2 separate regions of the Homo sapiens genome follow, and region 2 is linked to region 1. Evidence: chromatin contacts called from ENCODE Hi-C or POLR2A ChIA-PET data. All regions are on one chromosome and are shown on one strand. Each heading gives the region's core, a stretch centred on a gene start or an enhancer-like site at or near the end of the contact. The rest is flanking DNA. Distances are from core to core; before and after follow the strand shown.

What was found. Hi-C counts contacts between places; a loop is a spot of excess contacts on that map. ChIA-PET counts read pairs that join two places held with the same protein, here RNA polymerase II (POLR2A). Pooled maps may share reads with other maps.
Region 2: a loop to region 1 is called in a pooled map, with 4 times the contacts of the local background. The contact joins two enhancer-like sites. A Hi-C loop is called at or near these places in 1 of 37 single-sample maps with no recorded cell type and 3 of 50 pooled maps. POLR2A ChIA-PET finds 5 or more read pairs at or near these places in 2 of 52 experiments (H1 and activated T-cell).

The regions. Positions count from the first base shown.
Region 1 is chr6:138,866,216-138,872,606 of GRCh38, reverse strand. It overlaps ECT2L (epithelial cell transforming 2 like), which reads right to left. Exons shown (of 22, transcript NM_001077706.3): 13 at 4,401-4,504. Among named protein-coding and RNA genes, the nearest start is that of ECT2L, 73 kb to the right of the region's middle. Within about 2 kb of position 3,091, at least 5 of the 41 ENCODE cell types and tissues checked have a DNase peak (open chromatin) inside an H3K27ac peak, as active enhancers do.
Region 2 is chr6:139,159,559-139,165,949 of GRCh38, reverse strand. All of the region lies in intron 1 of HECA (hdc homolog, cell cycle regulator), which reads right to left. It also overlaps a transcript of TXLNB not described here. Among named protein-coding and RNA genes, the nearest start is that of HECA, 28 kb to the right of the region's middle. RefSeq lists an enhancer at 1,885-2,384. Within about 2 kb of position 3,874, at least 8 of the 41 ENCODE cell types and tissues checked have a DNase peak (open chromatin) inside an H3K27ac peak, as active enhancers do.

The sequences.
Region 1 (6,391 bases), core at 1,842-4,341:
GGAGACTATGTCCACCCTTTTGGGAGAATAATCTCCAAGAATTTCAAAGAGATGGTGGCTGGCATAATGAAATGAAAGCAGCAGCCTCTGAGAAGCAGAAAGAGGAGTCTGGACTAAATGCCCATCTGGCGTTCCCACCCTGGGGTTCCCATCCCAGCCCGTGCGTTCTGTTAACAGGTGCTAATCATGCTGCACCACCTATTTGTGTATCAGCCTCATCCTCCACAAAGGCAGGAACTGTCTTACTTTGCTGTCTAGTCCCAGGATTTAGCAGAAGGTCTAGCATGTGGTTAGCTGGTTAGCTCCTGCAAATATTTAGAGAATGGAACTAAAAAGATGAGGAATTGCCCTCTGCCTGAGAAGTTTCCTGAAAATACCGATTTGGGGGCAGGGCAGCCAGCAAGCAGGGCTTCAACCTGTAAAGGGCTTAGATATCCCTGGAAAGGCATTTAGACTCCTCTTGGGATGGCCAGGCGTGGTGGCTCAGGCCTGTAATCCCAGCACATTGGGAGGCTGAGACAGGAGGATGGCTTCAGCCCAGGAGTTCAAGGCTATGGTGAGCTATAATTGTGCCACTGTACCCCAGCATGGGGTGACAGAGCGAGGCCCCATCTCAAAAAAAAAAATTAAAAAATAAAATAAAGACTCCTGTCTCAGGGAGTTGCTTGTGTTTGGGAAGAATAAGCCACTTGGGCACTTTGTCGGGGAGGGGAGGATTAAAGTAAGGGTTGTGCTATGGTAACAGCAGAAGGGTAGGGTTTTTTGTTGTTGTTGTTTTGTTTTTTTTTGTTTGTTTGTTTTTGAGATAGGGTCTCACTCTATGGCCCAGGCTGGAGTGCAATGGCGCGATCTTGGCTCACTACAACCTCTACCTCCCTGGTTCAGCGATTCTCCTGCCTCAGCCTCCCAAGTAGCTGGAACTACAGGTGTGCCCCACCATGCCTGGCTAATTTTAGTATTTTTAGTAGAGACGGGGTCTCACCATGTTGGCCAGGCTGGTCTCAAATTCCTGGCCTCAAGTGATCCACCCACCTCTGCCTCCCAAAGGGCTGGGATTACAGACGTGAGCCACTGCGCCTGGCCAAGGATGGGTCTTAATGACGGCAGGCCGTGTGCTGCTGAGTTCATTTGGGGCAGCAGGCAGAGGGAATGCTGCCTCCAGCAGTTCTCTATGTCTGCTCCTGCCCTGCCCTGCACTGTCCTTTAAAGAAGCATTAACAAATACTTCCAGAATATCAGGTTAATAGGGCAACAAATGATTTGCCTGCTAGAGGTGCTCACAAGTCTCTTACTCCTAGCAGCCCTCCATGGTGAGATTATGTTAGGGACTGCCATCCTACGCCTTCAAACATCAAAGACAGGTGACTTTCCTATGGACATAAAATGGTTCTAAAACAGTATTTTCCCCTACATAGAAATCAGTTATGTGAACGACAATGTAATTCTCAGCATTTCTTGAATCCTGGTTATTTCATGTAAACAAGAATGCTTGGATTCCTAATATAGTACTGGCAAAATTATTCTTTTTGGCCTGATGAACTAGTTTTATTTATTTACGACAGAGTCTCACTCTGTCACCCAGGGTGGAGTAAAGTGGTGCGATCTTGGCTCACTGCAACCTCTGCTCACTGAACCTCCCCGGGTTCAAGCAAACCTTGGCTCACTGAACCCCCCTGGGTTCAAGTGATTCTCCTGCCTCAGCCTCCTGAGTAGCTGGGATTATAGGCATGCCACGATGCCCAGCTAATTTTTGTATTTTTAGTAGAGACGGGGTTTCACCATGTTGGCCAGGCTGGTCTCAAACTCCTGACCTCAAATGATCTGCCCGCCTGGGCCTCCCAAAGTGCTGGGATTGCAAGCGTGAGCCACCGCGCCCAGCCAGAACTCGCTTTAAACCCATTTTTTTCTTTAATGAATTTGAATCTCAACTAAGAAAAAAAAGAACTATTCTTAGTTTCACCTCCCTCAAAAAAAAATTCCCCTTAAGTTCTCTCAGGGCTCATAAATGTCAAAGCAAAATGCAAATTTCTACCTTTCTCCCCACAACCAAATAGTGTTACTCAAGTTAACATGTTGCAGTTTATGCTTTTAAGCGGCTTAAATGTTACTCATATTATGAAACTACAAAACACCCTATTTTAGTAATACTTCATGAAAATAAAATTCTTTGGAGAAATGACAAGTTAAAGCTTCCCAGTAGAGCTCATATAATGATTTATGAATTTCTTTATCACATGTGCCTAACTCTACAGAAAAGCAATGGCATAAAAATTCAGCAGCAACTTTACCTTCATGAATAAACTGAATGTTGTCTTTGGGTCACATTTTGTTGGAATAACATTTCCTTCAACATCTTTGATCTTTTTGCCACATTTCTTCAGCAGAAAATACGACAAAAATTCCAGAGGTTTGTCCTAAAGAATGCCCAACCCCCCCGCAAGAAAAATGCCCATTTAAAACATTCTTCTGAAATACAGATGTCAATACTGCAGCAGAAGAGAGAGCACACTTTTTAGCAGGGATTTCAGCTTTCTACCTAATTAATTGACATGTCCAGAAAACAGAGTGACTAGTGCTCAATTCAAGTCAGTACATGAGACTTTCTAGTTCATCTCATATTCCAGTTACCATATGTACTCTTGGTTCTCAACAATTTGTCACAATCCAGTTAAGACACCAAAATTTTATGGGAGGGTCTCTCAAGATCTTTGGAACCAAAGTGGCCCACACCAACCCCTTGGCCAAATGAGGAAACGGGACAGGAAGGATCTTGTTGTCTTTCAGGGGGAGGAAGAAGGCCTGGGAGAGAGGCTGCAGTAGCAGAATTGCTGGGAAAACATGCTGGGGCTCTCAAATTTGGTTCCCCTCAGGCTATAGGTTTGAGCACCATCCAAATTATATCATACATGGTTATTTTTAAATAATTAGGTGGAAATAAGTACACTGAACTGACACCAAGCATGCTGAGTAATCCTTCAGTGTTTTGGCAGACAGTGAGGGGGCACCTCTGTGAATATCCCTGCTCATTTTATCAGCAAGGCTCGCCAAAGGCCTTTCGTCATTGGGCTGCCTGAGCCTCACTGCAGAGCTGAGACTTCACAGGAGACAAACTACAGCTAATGCAGCTTCGCAGCCCCCACCCAGTGCAGGACAGCTACGCCCAGAAATGCCTGGTGCAGACCCAGGAAGCCACACTGAAACAGGAGCAGATACTCAATAATAAGGAGAGAGAGAATGTGTGCAGAGACAATGTTAAATTCACCCACAAAGCAGAATTATGATGGTGGAAGAGAAAGATTTGAGACTCTCCTTGAGAATTCCTTGGAAACTAGAGAATTTAGATTATTGAATATGTTAACAGCAGCCCTATCTCCATTCTATTCCCGACTCCCCTCAGAGGGAGAGCTGCACGTTGCCTTTTCTTTTCTTTTTCTTTTTTTGAGACAGAGTCTTGCTTTGTCACCCAGGCTGGAGTGCAATGGCACGATCCCAGCTCACTGCAACCTTCACCTCCTGGGTTCAAACAATTCCCTGGCCTCAGCCCCCTGAGCAGCTGGGATTACAGGTGCCCGCCACCATGCCCGGCTAGTTTTTGTATTTTTAGTAGAGACGGGGTTTCACCATGTTGGCCAGGCTGGTCTCCAACTCCTGATCTCAAATGATCCGCCTGCCTCGGCCTCCCAAAGTGCTGGGATTACAGGCATAAGCCACCACGCCTGGCCACATTGCATTTTCCTATAGCCATGCTGTCCTCTTTGGGGCTGGGAGAGCTGTCTGGAGACTGGCCTCTCCTCACTATTTTCTGAAATGTGGACTGGCTCCTTCTCACTGTTTTCTGAAGTGTAGACTGACCTTAATGAGAGAGAACCTTGGATCTGTGTCTGATGAAATTGTTTCTTTGGGTTTCTCCTACACCCATCCCCAGCCGAATTACTGATTTGCTTCTTTCCGTTCCGTTGTGTTCTCTTTCCCTTCCTCTCTCATCTAGCCCCTTTTCCCGTCATCTTTTCACATCTGGGTCACACTTTCTCAGATTTCTCCTGAAACTAGGAATTGGTTTCTCTGTTGAGTAAAGTTTATGTGAAATATAAAGCCACTAACATGTTTTATTAAAAAAAAAAAAAAGTCACTTCTGACTGAAATTAAGCACAAGACAGAAAACAGGGCACAATGTAATAAACTTTAAATAACCTAGAAGATTTTCCTACTTGTCTGTTTTGTGTACTTAACACATCTTGGGCCCAGAATCTCTTAGTGGCTATTTTTATAAACTGATGTAATTTCTCTGAGGAACTGTGCTCTGAAAGGGATAAACTGGTCAAAAAAATTAATAATAACTGCAAACAGAATTTATTTAAATGTTGGTTTTCATAGTTTACTTTCTTCAAAGAAACACTTACAGAATCTTCTTTTGACAACTCCATCAATCCATCTGCCAGAGCTTGCGCAGTATCTTGGTTGTTTAGAATGTTGGTCATACCCATGGTGTCAAACATAAACTGCCCTGTAAATACAAGGCCACATGCCCTGTAATTGATTTATGTAAGAAATGTGATTTAAAAACAACAACTCAGTCCTCACAGTTTCTTTTTTTTTTTTTTTTTTTTGAGACAGAATCTTACTCTGTTGCCCAGGCTGGGGTGCTGTGGCAAAATCATAGCTCACTGCAGCCTTGATCCAAGTGATCCTCCCACCTCAGCTTCTCAAGTAACTGGGACTATAGGCATGCACCACCATGCCTGCTTAATTTTTTAACTTTTATTTATTTATTTATTTTGAGATGGAGTCTCGCTCTTGTCACCCAGGCTGGAATGCAGTGGCGCAATCTGGGCTCACTGCAACCTCCGCCTCCTGGGTTCAAGCAATTCTCCTTCCTCAGCCTCCTGAGTAGCTAGGATTACAGGTGCCTGCCACCACGCCCAGCTAAATTTTTTTTTTTTTTTTTTTTTTTGTAGTTTTAGGAGAGACCGGGTTTCACCATGTTGGCCAGGCTGGTCTTGAACTCCTGACCTCAAGTGATCCTCCTGCCTTGGCCTCCCAAAGTGCTGGGATTACAGGCGTGAGCCACTGCAGCCAGCCAACTTTTTAACTTTTTGTAGAGATGGGGTCTTGCTGTGTTTCCCAGGCTGGTCTCAAACTCCTGGCCTCAAGCAATCTGCCCACCTCAGCCTCCCAAAGCATTGGGACTACAGACATGAGCCACCGTACTGGACCCACAGTTGTTTTTTTAGTGGATAAAAATGCAAAGAATAGCAGTAAAAATTCTATTATGCAATGAGGATTTCTACTATGATAAAATATAAAATGAACCAAAGTAATTTAAATGTCTAGTCTATAAAAAGTGCCCACTCCGGCAAAGCTGATATTGAATGAAATGTATAAATTGGACAATAAGGAGAGAGCATGTGAAAAGGAGCTCAATAAATTTAAATGTAAGACTCTCGATCCTACCAGGAGTTCCTCTATATTCTCCTTTATCTCTGCGCTCAAGTAGGCATTTGTTTTTTTGTTTTTTTGTTTTTTTGTTTTTTTTGAGACAGGGTCTCATTCTGTTGCCCAGGCTGGAGTGCAGTGACGCGATCTCAGCTCACTGAAACCTCTGCCTCCCTGGCTCAAGCAGTTCTCGTGCCTCAGCCTCCTAAGTAGCTGGGATTACAGGCACACGTCACCAGGCCCAGCTAACTTTTGTATTTTTCTGTGGAGACAGTGTTTTGCCATGTTGCCCAGGCTGGTCTCAAACTCCTGAGCTCAAGCAATCCACCTGCCTTGGCTTCCCAAACTGCTGGGATTACAGGCATGAGCCACTACACCAGGCTTCAAATATATAAATATTTTAAAGTCCAAAGTAAATAACATGCAAACATACATACACGGACATCTTTTAATTTTTAAAATATTTTTAACACCATGCAGTTATTTAAAAAATTGTTTTTCCATTTTCTTCTCATTGCCTACATATATTATTTAATAAATACTCTTATCACTTGAGGTCAGGAGTTCGAGACCAACCTGGCCAACATGGTGAAACCCCGTCTCTACTAAAAATACAAAAAATAGGCTGGGCACGGTGGCTCACACCTGTAATCCTAGCACTTTGGGAGGCCAAGATGGGCAGATCACTTGAGGTCAGGAGTTTGAGACCAGCCTGGCCAACATGGTGAAATCCCATCTCTACTAAAAATGCAAAAATTAGCCGGGCGTGGTGAGGCACACCTGTAATCCCAGCTACTTGGGAGGCCCAGCCTGGGTGACAGAGTAAGACTCCATCTAAAAAATAAAAATAAAATAAAAATTGGCCAGGCATGGCGGTGCATGCCTATAATCCCAGCTACTCAGGAGGCTGAGGGAGGAGAATCCCTTGAACTGGGAGGCAGAGGTTGCAGTGAGCTGA
Region 2 (6,391 bases), core at 2,625-5,124, 290 kb before region 1:
GAATCAAACTAATTGTTGGTCTACACAAAATTACAAAGCCAGGCTGTGAAGGAAAAAACCAGAATTCTTCCAAAGCTACCAGGACAGGAAGTGGGAACAACATAGTTGTACTCTATCTTAAGTACATGTCCCACACATGTCCCACACTGTGCAAACAGCCAAGCCGGTTCCCAGAAAGGACAGAAAACATGGTGACAGAAAGTAGAATCCGCTAACCCAATTCTTAAGAAATAAACATGATTCATGGATATGGGAACTCCACTGATTCCTTACAGCTATTCAATGATAACTGAACATCTGAGCTTAGAATTTATTTCTAAAATGTCAAAAAGACATGATAGAGTCAGTAAAAAAAAAAAAAAAAAGTGGTTGCCACAGGGGGTGGGGGATGAGCAGGTGAAGCACAGAGGATTTTTAGGGAAGTGAATCTATTCCCGTGATACTATAATGGCAGATACACGTCATTATACATTTGTCAAAATCCACAGGATGTACAATACCAAAAGGGAACCCTAATGTCAACTATGAAATTAAATGACAATGATGTGTAAATGTAGGTTCATCAATTGTAACATATGTACCATTCTGTATTCACAGTGGGGGAGGCTGGAGGAGGGCAGGAGGTATATGGGAACACTCTATACCTCCAGTTTTTCTGTGAACTTAAATCTGCTCTAAAAAATAAAATCTGTTTTTTTAAAATGAGAAATAAAAGGACATGTATGTATAAGTCCTGGTTCCATGGGATACTAGCCGTGTAAAAGTGAACTGGTTATTTCATCTGTTTAATCTTCCATTTCCTCAACCATAAATGGGCATAATTGTAGTAGCTACCTTATAGAGATTTTTTGAAGATTAAATAAGAAATGCTTATAAAGAGTTTAGCACAGTACCTGGCACATAAAGGATCATTAATGTTGTTGCTGCTGTTCTTGTCGTTAGCTGACTGTGACACAGCTTGGGATATTTTTATTTACAAAAGAAGCTGTGTAATAAGGTGGCCAGAGGTGGAAGGGGCTAATGTAGAGATGGCAAAACTGACCAAATGTGGGGCCAAACTGGGAGACTGAGAGTCTCATAGTGCAGGACCAAGGAAGGAAACCTGTTGCCACAGGCCCAAAAGAGTGGCTGCCGGTTGTATGAGCGGTGGGGGGCGGTGGGGGGGAGGTTAGTGTGGCTTACAGGCTGGGATGACAAGGGTGCTTCAGGGAGTCACACAACTAACAGCCTTCCCCACTTGTGTCTTGGCATTTCTACAATTTTCAATACAATTCATCACTCCCTTACATTCTTGCTTGCATTTCCGTAGGATTTTATACCATGCAGTTCTTTTGCCTCCCAATCCCCAAAATAAGTACTCTCCAGGACCAGTGCTCAGCATTTCTCTCCTCATCCTCTAGGCAGAAGCTAAAAACTACATCGCCAATTCTTAATGAGGGCACTACTGGCATCTGGACAATTCTCTTCCTGTAATGCACTGGACAGCCCAGTCCAGCACACTACAGGAAGCAAACATCACTAGGCCTGAGCACTCAGTATCTGTAGCCCACCCACCCCACCTTCCCCATCATGATACCCCCAATGTTCATAACACTTTCAAAGGGCCCCTTTGGAGGGAAATACTACTCTCCCAATTGGGAACCACTGGGCTTGGTCATGAAGCAGTTTAGATTATGTGTATAGATGACAGAAGCTAAAGGCAGACTCCCAGGCTCAGAGTTCTGCTCTAGAAAGCTCCCCTGGTGGCAGCGTGGGGCACGGGACTGGAAGTAAGGAGGCCAGAGGGAGGGTGCTGTGGGTTGAGAAATAAGGAGTGCCTGTGCTTCAGGAGCAGTGTGAGAAGATGCTCAGAGAGAGAGAGAGAGAGAGTGTGTGTGTGTGTTTGTGTGTGTGTGTGTGTGAGAGTCCATGCTGACGGACAGCAATGTGGGAACAGCAGGACAGGGAAGATGGAAAAAGACTTAGGGCTGCCCTATTTAGGACCCACTGATTTAGAAGTGCCTGTGTACCACTGAGGTGGAGGAGACATGAATTTGACTGGAGCTCAAGAGAGCTAGAGCTGTGAATACAGATGTGGAGTCACTCACCCACAGATGAAGGTCAAATCCCTAGGACTAATGAGATGCCCAAGAAAAACGGGAGGAGTGGGCAGAGACCAGAGGCCAGGAAAAGAATCCTGGGATGCAAGGACTGGAACCAAGGCTGGAGGAGAAGATTCCCCTGCAGAGATTGGTAAGAAATGAACTCAGAATTTACTGAAAAACAAGTCAGGAGAGAATTATGTCCAGGCAGTCAGGGGACAGCGCAGTGGCTCACGCCTGTAATCCCAGCACTTTCGAAGGCCGTGGCGGGTGGATCACCTGAGGTCAGGAGTTCGATACTAGCCTGGCCAACATGATGAAACCCCATCTCTACTAAAAATACAAAAATTAGCTGGGTGTAGTGGCGCACACCTGTAATCCCAGCTACTCGGGAGGCTGAGGTGGGAGTATCACTTGAATTGGAAGACGAAGGTTGTAGTGAGTAGAGATTGTGCCACTGCACACCAGCCTGAGTGGCACAGTGAGACTCCCTTTAAAAAAAAAAAAAAAAAAAAAGAATGGAGAACTGCAAAATGTCCCAGAGCACCAGGTAACATCGGTGCTTCTCCACCTCTGCACTACAGACATTTGGGCTGGATCTCTGTTGTGGGAGCCATCCTGTAAGATGTCTAGCAGCTAGCAGCAACCTCACTGTCCATCCCGTAGAGGCCAGCCCCACTCAATGTCTCCAGGCACTGCCAGGTATCCCCTAGGGGGTAAAATCACCCCGAGTTAAGAATTCACTGGATGCAATAAACCTGAAAAGTCCCAGCCAAAATGAGCAGTGAGCCAGGCACTGTCTCCTCACGGAGAACAGCTCCAGCGGGAATGATGGAGGGCAGGTCAGAGGTAGACAGTGAGGTGAAAAGGCAGAAACAGGGAGACTCCAGGAAACTCTTTCCAGAGGGTAACTGTAGGGCAGGGAAAGAGCATGGGCAGGGTACAGAAGACAGCAGAGGCTGAGCCTTAACACCATGTTCATGAGCTCAGGGAATACAGGCCAAAACCTCACGACAGCTTAAAGACATATGAGAGGGAACAAACCATGTGACTCCTCTACTCAACAACCTTCCCAACCTTATCCCTGCACACTGAACCACAGACACAACATTCCACCAAATCAATCAGCAGAGGGTGGTGGCAATGTGGACCCATAAAGCCTATACAAATATTAGTTCTGTCATATGTTACAATTATCCCCTTCAGGTGTGGGATTCCAGGGCCTTGGCAAAATGGCCCTAAACCAATTTGTCTACCTCTATGTATTAATATTTGATCACCGTGGTTTCCCCTTAATCTTCATTTGTCCAAATCCCATTCAGCCACTGACAGCAATTCACAGTTCAGACTCTGCAACCAGACTGCCTGAGTTGGAATCCAGGCAGGACCATTTATGAGCTGCATGCTCTTGGACAACTTACTTAACTTCTCTTTGTGTCAGTTTCCTCTGTATAAAATGCAGAAAACAACAGAATGTACCTTAAATGGTTCAGAAGAATGAAATGAAAAAAACTATACACATGAAATGCTGAGAAAGCACCTGGCATCTAGTAAACTTCCTCCCCACTCCTACTGCTTCAAGGCCCACCTCTCTACATACCAATTTTACCAGGATTGCCCCCCTATCCTGACTCCAACCCTTCTCCTCCCCTCCCTGATGGTCTGGCCCCAATCTTACTTGAGTCCCTCATCATGGGGACTCTTCATAATCCCCACCAGCTGACGACTCAGGAGAGGAAGCCTCTTACTCATCTTAGTGTTTCCGGCACCACTGGGCCCAGGCTTTGTAAAACTCCAGTGCTGAAAAAAGTCGCATTAAAGATACTGGCTCACCAAACCCACACATGACAAGAGGAGCAGAAGTGAAAAAGAGAGCTGTAATCCTAGACAGTCAGACCTGGATGTACTGAAGCACAACAAAAAGAAGTAGAAGAGTGGTTTGAAACTGAGTAAATTCACCAGTCACCTGGGCTGTGACCTTTAGAGGCCTTTAAAATGTTAATTGGTCAATTATTAAGTGTAGTTGTTTTTATCTTGATCCTTCAGATGAAGAGCCTTGAAGTAAACGTCCCTGAAATGTAACCACAATAACCAAATTTTACTAACCCAAGACCAATAAAATCAAATTAGGTCAAAGGAAGATCTAACTAACATTTGCATTCACAATATTCCAACTGTAAATGTTGAGACTGACTTGATATTTCTTTGAAAAGTATTTTCACACTAAAGAAAGGTGGATTAAGAGAGGAAAAATTCTGTGTCTTTTCAAAAAGCAGCAAATATTTCATTTAACCAATACTGAGCACTTCCTACATGCCAGGTCTTGAGCTAAGAGCTCTAATGGTCTAACAGAAGTGCACACATGGAACACAGACAAGGTACCACAGCTGTGCCCCATCCCTGTCCCTTTAACAGTGTTTGTCATGTTCACAGCCATGCTCCACTGTTTCCTAACCAGAAAACCTCTTCCTTGTATGAAGAGCCCCCACTCCAACTTGCCAGCCCTGCTTGTTTATAGTCAGCCACTTTGATGTGGCCTTGTGGGTAGGCTTCAAAAACAAATACAAAGCCAAGAGCATGTTAAATACACCCAGTAATACACACAACAGACACTTCACCCTATGACACACCAGCAGGGTGAGGCTCCCAGGGAGACAGGCAAAATGGGGTAACAGGGTGGACCTCGGGAATAGTCAGAGGATGTCTGACAATGCTTTTGCTGAAGTGTGTTGGCCTCTAAACTCGGACATTATTTCCTTCAAGGCTCGGTTCAAACATACTTTCCTCCCTCATTAGCACCACCCCTGTCCCCGACACACACACACCACACACACACATTGTCCAAACTGGAAAAGCAGCAGGGAATAACAGAAGAGAGGTGTCTGATGCCAGGTCTGCTCCTGATTAGTTGTTTGACATTGAGCAGTTTTGTTTCCTCATCTGTAAAGTGGGGATAAAATGCTTGCCCTATTCAGCTCATGTACATGAAAACACTTTATAAATAGTAAAGTTTCATAAAAATGTTTGCTTATATGCTACCATAATTTTATACCGCTGTATTTCACTCCCCAGATAAATGCAAACTGCTCCAATGTTTTCTACTTTTTCCAATGTTTTGAACATGCCATACAGGTGTTTAGAAAATAAGTAAGTATGGCCAGGCACAGTGGCTCACGCCTGTAATTCCAGCACTTGGGAGGCTGAGGCCAGAGAATCACTTGCGGCCAGGAGTTAGAGAACAGCCTGGACAACATAGTGAGACTCCGTCTCCATGAAAATTTTAAAAAATTAGTTGGGCTCAGTGGCATGTGCCTATAGTCCCAGCTACTCAGGAGGCTGAGGTGGAAGGATCAAGTGAGTCGAGGAAATTGAGGCTGCAGTGAGCCTCGGCAATGAGTGAAACCTTGTCTCCAAACTAAAAACAGAACAGCAGTCCCACAAAGGCATAAATGGAATATAGATTGATCTGACACAATTAAATCTTCAACAGGAGAGATGGGAGAAGGGTATCATACACTTGTGCCACCAACTTCCCTTGGCGCATTAATCTAAACTGTGATAATCTAACAAGCAAAACAGAAAAATGCTCCTTTACACAGAGTTGGCATTGTTTAAAAAAGTATATAAACCTTCCAAGGCCTGTATTTTAGGTTCATCATCAAGTAGTCAGTACCCAGCTTCTATTTCTTCTGCTCAAGTTAAAATAAACAGGGTTCATGTGATTCTGGGCAAAAATCTCAGTTTCAAGTCTGGATAACAGGGTAGCTAGGCTGCAGTCACCTGGGCCAAGCCTATCCTGTCTCCCCAGCTTTCTTACCCTGCATCCTGCCCTCACTTGAGAACTCTGTGCTCCTTACCTATTGAAAGAGGAGGATCACACTGAATGCCCAATGAGCCCAAATCTCCTGACAACCTCATTCACTGAGGAGCCCCATAAACCGGACATTGCTATTTTCAGCTTTTAAACTATGAGTTAAATATTTTTATCCCCCTTAAAACAGCTGCACCATAAGCAGGTGGGGAGTTGGGTGGAATGAAGGTAAGGAGGGTCTTCTTAAGTCATATGAGGCTTTCCAGGCAAAATCTAAAATAGGGATGACTTAGTCACATTCATCCTTGTAAACCCACTACTGCATAAATAAGTGTTTAATAAATCTTCTGATGAAGGAAAGAATGACCCAACCAGACTCAGTCCTCTGGTTGTGACCACAGTAATAGAGAGAGGGTGAACCCATGGGGAGAACCAGCCCAGCTGCTGGGGAGGCAGCTGCAGAGCTCCAGCCAGGTCTCCTAGATTCAGTCCAGGCCTT